Regions from separate parts of the Mus musculus genome. Here region 1 is linked to region 2. A link is a loop called in an ENCODE intact Hi-C map of the cell type or tissue named here. Cell type or tissue: left cerebral cortex. All regions are shown on one strand. Links, peaks and the distances in the headings refer to the core of each region. The heading gives the core; the rest is flanking DNA.

Region 1 (4,398 bases), core at 113-4,112, 640 kb after region 2:
ACGTAAAACCTAAAACTTTTAAACTTCTAGAAGTAAATTCAGAGGCAACCTTTGTGATCTTGGATCAAAGGTTTCCAGACAACACAATAAACCAGACATGAATCATAAAAGGAAAAGAATGATAAGACATCAAAACTAAAATTTTTGTTCTTTGTCAAAGTGCATGAGGCAAGAAAAAGCACAGAAAAAAAATATTATCAAAGCATATACAGGTACATATATGTGTCCACGATGAAGGATTTATATTTTTATATATATAAAAAACCCAATGCTCAGTAAGACAACAGACAACCTACCCAATTAGAAACTGGCAAAATAATTTAATTAAAACTTCCCGGAGCTCTTGTCTCTAGCTGCATATGTATCAAAAGATGGCCTAATCAGCCATCACTGGAAAGAGAGGCCCTTTGGACTTACAAACTTTATATGCCCCAGTACAGGGGAACGCCAGGGCCAAAAAGGGGGAGTGGGAGGGTAGGGGATGGGGGGTGAGTATGGGGGACTTTTGGGATAGCATTGGAAATGTAAACGAGGAAAATACCTAATAAAAAAATAAATTAAAAAAAACTTCCCCAAAGCTTTATAGCTGTCAAGCCAAGGTGTCAAAAATAATAGTGGCTTTCAAGAACACGAATAGCCAAAATTAAAGTTATCCCAAGTATTGGTGCACAACTTGAGAATTTCCTACCATAATGGCACAAATTTGACATTTTCTAACCATTCCAAAAGAATTTACAATTTTTTTAAAGTTAAAAATATGCCCATATTTCAATCACTCCTCACACATATATATACCTAGGAGAAGAGGAAAAACCATGCAAGGGTTCTCACATAAGTCTTTACTGCAGCTTGAAATAGATCACCCCCAAACGGAAACCAACTCAATGACCATCGTGTTGTGAACATATAATCAACTTCAATCCTTCCAAAAATGCGGCACCGCTCCTCACTGAAAAGGAATGAATCCAACACATAGGCCTCTCAAAGTATGTTAACCAAATGAAGAAAAGTTGGTCACAAAAGAGTGTCAGAGCAGGAAGACAGGAAGAAGGGCTTGGAAAACATGGCCTTCTGGGTATAACAGAAATCCTGCAACCAGGAACTTAACAATCTGTACAGATCTGTCCAAGACTGGACCCGCCAATAGCCTGTCCTAGATGGAGGAAGAAGGTCTTACCCATCCCTGCTGAACTGTTGGCTGCTTGTGGATTCTAGAGAAGAATGCATTTTCTTCCAGGTTCTACTGGTCGGCTCATACACTGTCAATCACACAACCCAGGTTGAACTTAGTGGAGCAGAAAACAAAACAGAGACACATAAACATGGGAAATGGATCTGTAGGGATTGGCAGGGGAGGGAAGGGCTTAAAAGATGTTAGCCTGTAAGACACTCAAAACACATTATGCACTTGTATAATATAATACAATGTAACATAATGATATAATATTATCAAAAAACACTTTTGTTAATTAAAAACAGATAAATGCAAGATTCAAATGAGGCTTGGTATATTATACTACCCGAAAAGGAGCAGGAAGTTCCATTTGAGGTCAGAGGTGATAGTAACATTACATTTTCCAAACAAAGCAGAGTTTATATCACATGTTGGTTAACTTTGTTTAAATCTCAATAGTTGGTTTCAAAAATTAAAAAAAAAATCACTTACTGGAATGCTTCTATCTAGGGTCAGATGCTATTTGTTCACTTGAAAACAAAAATCAAGCATCTGCAGAGATGGGTCAGCAGGTTAAGAGTGCATGATGTCCTCACAGAGGATTAGTGCCTAGATTCAAGCACCTAGGCCAAGCACTTCACTGCCTCTAAGTCTAGCTCTAGGGGATCTGGCGCCACCTTCTGGTCTCTATGGGTGCTGCACTGATGTGCACAGACCCATACACATAGACACATAAATTCATACATAAATATAGAAGTAATCTTTTTGTTTAAAGAGCCATAAAAACACAAATTTCCTCTAATTATACACCTGAAAAGGTCTTTTGACTCTTAATAGCTTTGAAAGAACAAATTGTCACTCAGGTGAAAGCAACGTACCTGCTCTGGACTCTCACTTTGCAACGTCGCCTGACTTTCTCTTTGCTTTTTAAATGGTCACACAAGCAAAAAGAATACAGTCTCTGCTGTCTTTCAGCTGTGTCTGATTGTAAGCTTGGAGCTAGGAGTCTCTGCAAAGCTTTCTAACGTCCCAAAATTCTTGACATAACCACCCTCCTCTCTTGCCAGTAGTTCTTCAGACCGAGATGGTCTGCAACCCATATATTCAAATACAATTTATGTATTCAAATCTGAACACCCAAGGCCCATAGAAAATTTGCCACCAATCTTTATGTAACTGGAATCTGTAACCCTGGGTTGGAGCTGTTTGTTAATGTTATCTTACAGCACCTCCTGGTGTTTAGATATTGAAGATTAAAATCTTAGATGCTTCAGACTTTCACCCCCGAAGCCAAAGAAATTGGAATGACATTTTTATGATAAAAAGAAAGCAGAACAAACTCACTTATAAACTTTTTTTGAAAAATGAATAAGCAGGGATTCTAGGTTTTAGCCATCCGTTTATTTTTCATAAGGAAGAAAATGGCACCTATTCACAGGATAGCCCCACTTTCGAAAACAACTTGCCAGCTGGTTTCCAGCTGGAATTTCATCAGATTTTTTTTAAAAGCAATTTATTTTTAGTTATCGACCAAAATAACTGATCATTGCTTAGAAACTAGAAGATATATTCTTGTCACAATTACATCCCAAAATGAGAGATGATCACTTGTCTTATCAAAGTTGTGTGTGGCTAGATAGCAAGTATTTGGTTGTATCTCATCTTCAGCTCGGGGGTGAAACAAGACAGAGCCATCCCCTACCCAAAGTCTCAGCTGGACCACAGAAAGTATTGGGAAACACACCCTCTGGGCCAAAAAATAGTTAGGACTATTGATAAGCCGATCAACAACCAAATACATGCTGCCTTTGCTAAAGCCATGTTCATGCTCAGCTGGGCCCTTAGTCTCTGCTCACTCTGGGAAGTTCTCAACATGTACAAGTTTTAGGCTCACCAGAGAACAGGTTATAGCTAGTAGATGCTGGGGCAGAGGGAGCAGCAGGTCATCAAGGGAAAAAAAAAAAAGCATTGCCATGCATACTGGTTGATTTTGTGTGTCAACTTGACACAAGCTGGAGTTATCACAGAGAATGGAGCTTCAGTTGGGGAGATGCCTCCATGAGATCCAGCCATAAGGCATTTTCTCAATTAGTGATCAGGGGGGGGGGGCTTGTGGGTGGTGCCATCCCTGGGCTGGTGGTCTTAGGTTCTATAAGAAAACATGCTGAGCAAGCCAAGGAAAGCAAACCAGTAAGTAACATCCTTCCATGGTCTCTGCATCAGCTCCTGCTTCCTGACCTGCTTGAGTTCCAGTCCTGACTTCCTTTGGTGATGAATAGCACTGTGGAAGTATAAGCTGAATAAACCATTTCCTCCATAGCTTGCTTCTTGGTCATGATGTTTGTGCAGGAATAGAAACCCTGACTAAGACACCATGTTAACCTAATGTTGAGGAATTCAAGCCAGTGACTCGACTACCACCCCCATCCTTATACCTACATTTTCTTGAGACTTCTGGTTAGATCATCAGCCTCCATGAGGAAAGCAGCATGAGGAAGCTTGCTTGGTACATTTTTCTGTATCAGTGTCTCTGAAATGATTTGAAGGTATGGGGAGGGGAGGGTGAAAGCGAAATTGTCTTTAAGATTATCTGTGAATTTCATTTATCCATCCCGGCCCTCACCACAATTCCACAGGCGATTCAGAGTCAACTGGAGTTCATGTCTCCCCTGTGGAAACTGGACAGACAGATCAAGGGGAAAGGAGGGAAATATTTGTCATGGATCTACATAGAGCACATAACGGCACAGCTGATTCCTTCCTAATGTCATCCATGTGTGACTAATAGCTAGCATGCTTTGGTACAAGCCCAATGATAAGCTGGAAATGTGAAAATCCAGAAATCCGTAACTCTAAAATGATCTTCCTACCTAAGCTCTAAGCTCCTCCTTTTCCCAGTTTCTTGTGCTTGTGTGTTATTAAGACACATTTCTTTCACTATCAGAGATCAGCAGGTGCTTTTTAATTATTCACACGCCCCTGGAAACAAAGTTACTTTAATGTAATTACGTCTGAGATTTAAACATCACCAGTATAAGCCATTTACAGTTCTTTAGGAATTTGACAGATGTGTTTGCCATTTTATTAAGAGACACAATCAATTTCTCACTTGGGCTTCTTTTGATATTTTTGTTTTGTGTCTAAAGGATCGCAGAGCAACAACCAAAAGGAGAAGATGATGTTTATCTCAGAGATACAGTATACTGTTGTAGCTATGTAAATTC
Region 2 (4,398 bases), core at 302-4,301:
TATTCTTTCACTGAACACTATGCAGCAAAAAGATGTAGGTTTCTAGGTTTTAAGATCCAAATCTAACCACAGCAAAGTATTATTTCTTTGCAAAACAGTCGAGAGAAGTCCAGGTTTGCTTTATGCCATTAAGAAATAACACACTAGCCATTTTTTAGTTAGACTAAGTTGTCTATCATCTTAGGGGAAATTATTTATTTAAACCCTTAAAAAATATCTGTCCAAGTAATCAGAAATTGTAGTACTCTTTCTGCAAGCCCCAGGTATTACTTAGTTATTCTCGAGTTACTTTAATATGATTTCTTTTGCAAAACGAATACAGTATCTGACCCTGTTTCTCTTATCTATATGATATTTGAAGTAAAGAAGGACAAATAGCAAGACGGCTTTCTATTTCCAAAACATGGCGTCTGTGAGAGAAGGCCATTGCTTTTCTCTGTGACTGAATGCCTCACAGACAGGCTGTTCTCTGGTCAGCAACACTGCTTATTTGCCGAGCCTGTCACCAGCAAATGGAAATAGAATCTATAATGAGCCAGACTCAGGGATCAGTCTCTGAAACCTTTTTTTCTTTTCTTTTCTTTTCTTTTCTTTTCTTTTCTTTTCTTTTCTTTTCTTTTCTTTTCTTTTCTTTTCTTTTCTTTTCTTCCTTTTCTTTTTCTTTTTTTTTCTTTTTTTTTTCTTTTGTCTATCTCCTCTTTGTTTGACCAGGTGGGTTCCTTAAAATACCATTATTTAATCGTGGCAAGTGAAAATCTGTTTTCAGGGGACCTGAAAATATCTAAGCCAAGTGTGATGGCTGAGAAGGAGGGAGAGAAGAGAAGAGAACTTCCCTATCATATGGTACAGTGAAAGGCTTGAAAAGACAGAGGTTGGGCTCACAGCTCTGGAAAAGTGGACTGGCCCTGGGTATGGTGGGGGACAGGGCACAGAGAGAATTTAGAGTGGGTCAGGTTTTCTCTATCTCTCCAAGAGTTAGCTATTTCATTTATACATTAAGCCAAGAACATAAAGGAAAATTAACCAGTTATGTAGACTGTTATAAACCCTGATTCCTGGCAAAACTCTTATCCTAGAGGTAGAAGAGAAATGAAGTAACTCAGGAGACAGAGTTAAAGACTCCAGGACACACTGCTTTTGTATCCATTAGCTTATGTTTTTTAAATCTGATTTTTTTTAAAACATAGTTTTAAGTGAGCATATTGGAGTCAGGTAAAGAATTGATGAAAAATTCCAGCAAATCTTCTGTGAAAACTCATGCATATTGATTACAGAAAAGATATACATTCATATGCACATTTTCTTCCTTGTGGCCTGGGAGATAGGGGTGTGTGTGTGTGTGTTCCAAGGTACACTGCTTAATTGTGAAAAAAATGCATAAAGATTAGGGGGAAAGGGCAAATGTATTTTGGTAATAAAGATCTGGATGACAGAAGGGAGAGAGAATCACAAATGTGAGAATACAAACCTTTACATATAAATAAAACACTAACCACAGGAAGAGAACAAATTAAAGTGTATGTTTGATTTTAGCTTTTAGGCCACTAAAAATATAATGTGGCTTTCCCTAAGAATGCCGACAAAGACTAATAATTTGTTTCTAAATGCCAAGAGCACAAGAGTATGTTCAGTACATCACTACTACCTGATATACAGTCTACAACTACAACTCTCCTTTGTAGGAGCGAAAACAAGATGAAATAAATGTATTCCCTAAATATCCACTGGTTTTACTGTGACATGCTGCCTAGAAACATCCTGACCACAAACGCTGTGACTGTCTACAACCTGTGAATGAGGCACAATCGCAAGAGCAGACCCCGGTGTACTTATTTGCCCCAACCCAACGTTACTGAGGCTTGTTTTTCTTTCTTTTGGGTTTACTTAATTCCTGCTAAGATTCTGAGAATGTGAGCTAAAACATACCCAGAGCAGCATGATTTTCCAAAGGCAGCTCTTTGTCCCTTTTTTCCATGCTTCTCAAAAGTTAATCCTGCCTACCAATCATTAAAGGAAGCAGGCCCTTTTACTGTTACACCGCTCTGCATCAGTGTCTATGGGGGTTGACAGAACACACACCCTCTAAGCATCTCACAGCCTTAGGTCCGCGTGTAACTACAACTCATTCGGAATTCTCATTCTAGTTTTCTGCAGAGGCAACAGCACAGCCACAGCGTATAGATAAGAGAGATTTCTTTACCTTTATTTTTAAAAGAGGTTAAAAAAATCATTTCGTGTCTTTTTCTCATGTATCCACAGAGAGAAGGTTAAAACTCCGTAGGTGTAGGTGGTTTGCCTGCCGAGCTGCCTCTGTGGGCCGGGCTCCGTTTACAAAGAAGCAAAAGAAGCAAAAGAAGCAAAAGAGAGGGGAAAAAAAAGGAAAAGGAAAAGAAAAAGAAAAAGAAAAAGAAAGAAAAAAACAACGATAACAAAAAAACCACGATTTTAGAATCTGTTCCAAGCCGTGTTTTGTGGACTGTGATGAATGGCATGTTGCCTTGGTAATTTCAATCTTGTCAAAAGCCTCAGGTTCCCAGCAGCAGAGCCCACCATGATTGGCTCCACCCGAGGGACGTGGATCTCGGGATTCCCTCCTAGCTAGCAGCAGTGACATCACCGCCACTCCTTAGCGGCGCAGGGCTGGCGCGGGAGGAGCGCCGGGAGGGGCGTTGCTGGGGTTTCCAGGGAAACACTGCAGCAGATGGCTAGCCTCAAGGAGCCAGAGCCACACATCTGCAGCGCGGCTGGTGGGGAGGATATTTTTGGAATATCTCTGCTCACTGAGGTCCGGCTAGTTCTGATATTTTCACCTCCATGCCTTTCAACCAGTGGGCTTATTTCTTCCCGAGTTCTTTTATTTCTGGAAAGGGGACTTTCTATTTTTACAGTAAGAACCGAGTCAGAAGGATCCCAACCAATCTTAAACTTCCATACTCCCCAGTTTTCTTTCTAATTCACCGGCCCCTCCTCACCAGACTGTCAAGGTGATTCAAGGAACACAAGGGCACATGTTGCTAAGGTAACGGGATTGAAAACCTGTCTGCGCGTGCAGAAGCATTCTAACCTGGGGTTTCCCTCATTTGCATTTTAAGACTCCTGGGCTGCAGCCTCCATGCAAGCTTAGTCCTTGTAGCAAGAATAAGACACATTTTAAAATAGTGATTGCTACCTCGAGGGTCAGTAAGCAGCTTGTACCACTGTGAGCTTAAATAAATTCAAGAAAAATATCAGGTGCCAACCATTTCCAGCTCCTTGGTGAGTGAACCAGTGCCAGGAAGAACAGGACCCTCTCCTCCACCACATTTTAAAACTGAGAGAAAGGAATTCCCTTTTTGCTTTTCTTCCAGAATTGCCCTTGACAGTATTTTCCAAGGTTAAACTTTGCCTTCACTCTTATTCCTGGTAACTTAGGACATCTCACTCCACATTCACAACAAAGGAGATCTAGGGTGGTGAGTCTTATCTGAAGTGACTGAAGTGAGAGGAAAAGGGTGCCTAGGATAAGAGAATTTCAGGCATGTTGATGTTAGTAAAGCATGAAACAAACACGCTCTCAGAGGTACCCATTCACTCCCCGAAGCGACTTGAATAAAACAACTGCATAGGATTTCTTCCCTGAACTGAACACAAACCAGATGTAATTCCAATAAGCCACAATAACCACACTGTCGAAACAGCATCTTGCGCACTTGTTTCTTGGTAAAGGAGGGGGTCAGGGGAGAGAATTACACTATAATTCTCTCAAATGAAACAGATCAAGTATTTCACAGTGTTTTGGCCCAAAGTTAAAGGGCTTCTGTGCACACTCAAGTGTGCATGAACAGGGAAACTGTAAAATAAAACAGCAGTTTCCTAGTGGATTTTTAGCAAGCCTAGGGACAGCAAACTGGGCAGTATGAAGCTGAAGGGAGAAGACAGGAGTGAAATGATAGCATTTGGGCAAAGGGGTCTGAATTCTTGGTGGTATGTTTCCACAGACTTGGAACTGCTTTTGTTCATTGGGAGGGGGGCAGGGGGATTCCCTTTAGTTTTGAAACCTAGGTGCACATCTTCTCTTCACTTTCACTGAGCTAAAGTTGCATAAAAGTCATTCCATGAAAGTGAGGGAGGAGATACATGAGAATGGCATTATTCCCATGGGTGGCACTTTCTGACCTGTGTGATGAGACTCAAGGTTTGTGGCGAAGGATTAACTCCGGTAAATTTCTGTGCCATGACAAGAATGCTCGTAATCATTCCAAGGGACCGTGATTTCTGTGATATCACCCACATTTCAGTGAGTGCTTGAAAATCATGCTTCTTGTTATTGAAGAAGCAAAGCTGCCCATTGATTCACCCACACTGGCAAGTGCTTAATAAGTTATAGTCTAACACCATAACACCATCAGCACAAGGAAT

What was found. Peaks named below come from ENCODE experiments on the same cell type or tissue, not always from the same donor. Only the 100,000 strongest peaks of a DNase experiment are listed, where the experiment ranks them.
Region 1: it touches region 2 in a loop (8-fold over the local background); 5 of 42 quality-filtered maps call a loop at or near these places.

What each region holds. Positions count from the first base shown.
Region 1 is chr8:32,928,792-32,933,189 of GRCm38, forward strand. It overlaps Gm3985 (predicted gene 3985), which reads right to left. Exons shown (of 4, transcript NM_001177589.1): 3 at 1,178-1,259. Among named protein-coding and RNA genes, the nearest start is that of Gm3985, 19 kb to the right of the region's middle. In left cerebral cortex, for the core only: CTCF peaks have their summits at 1,851 (motif pointing left) and 2,419; a DNase peak (open chromatin) is centred at 2,429.
Region 2 is chr8:32,290,633-32,295,030 of GRCm38, forward strand. It overlaps a transcript of Nrg1 not described here. Among named protein-coding and RNA genes, the nearest start is that of Gm22140, 110 kb to the left of the region's middle. In left cerebral cortex, for the core only: no CTCF peak of the experiment used is centred there; DNase peaks (open chromatin) are centred at 2,277 and 2,641; H3K4me3 peaks cover 1,604 bases; H3K27ac peaks cover 1,742 bases.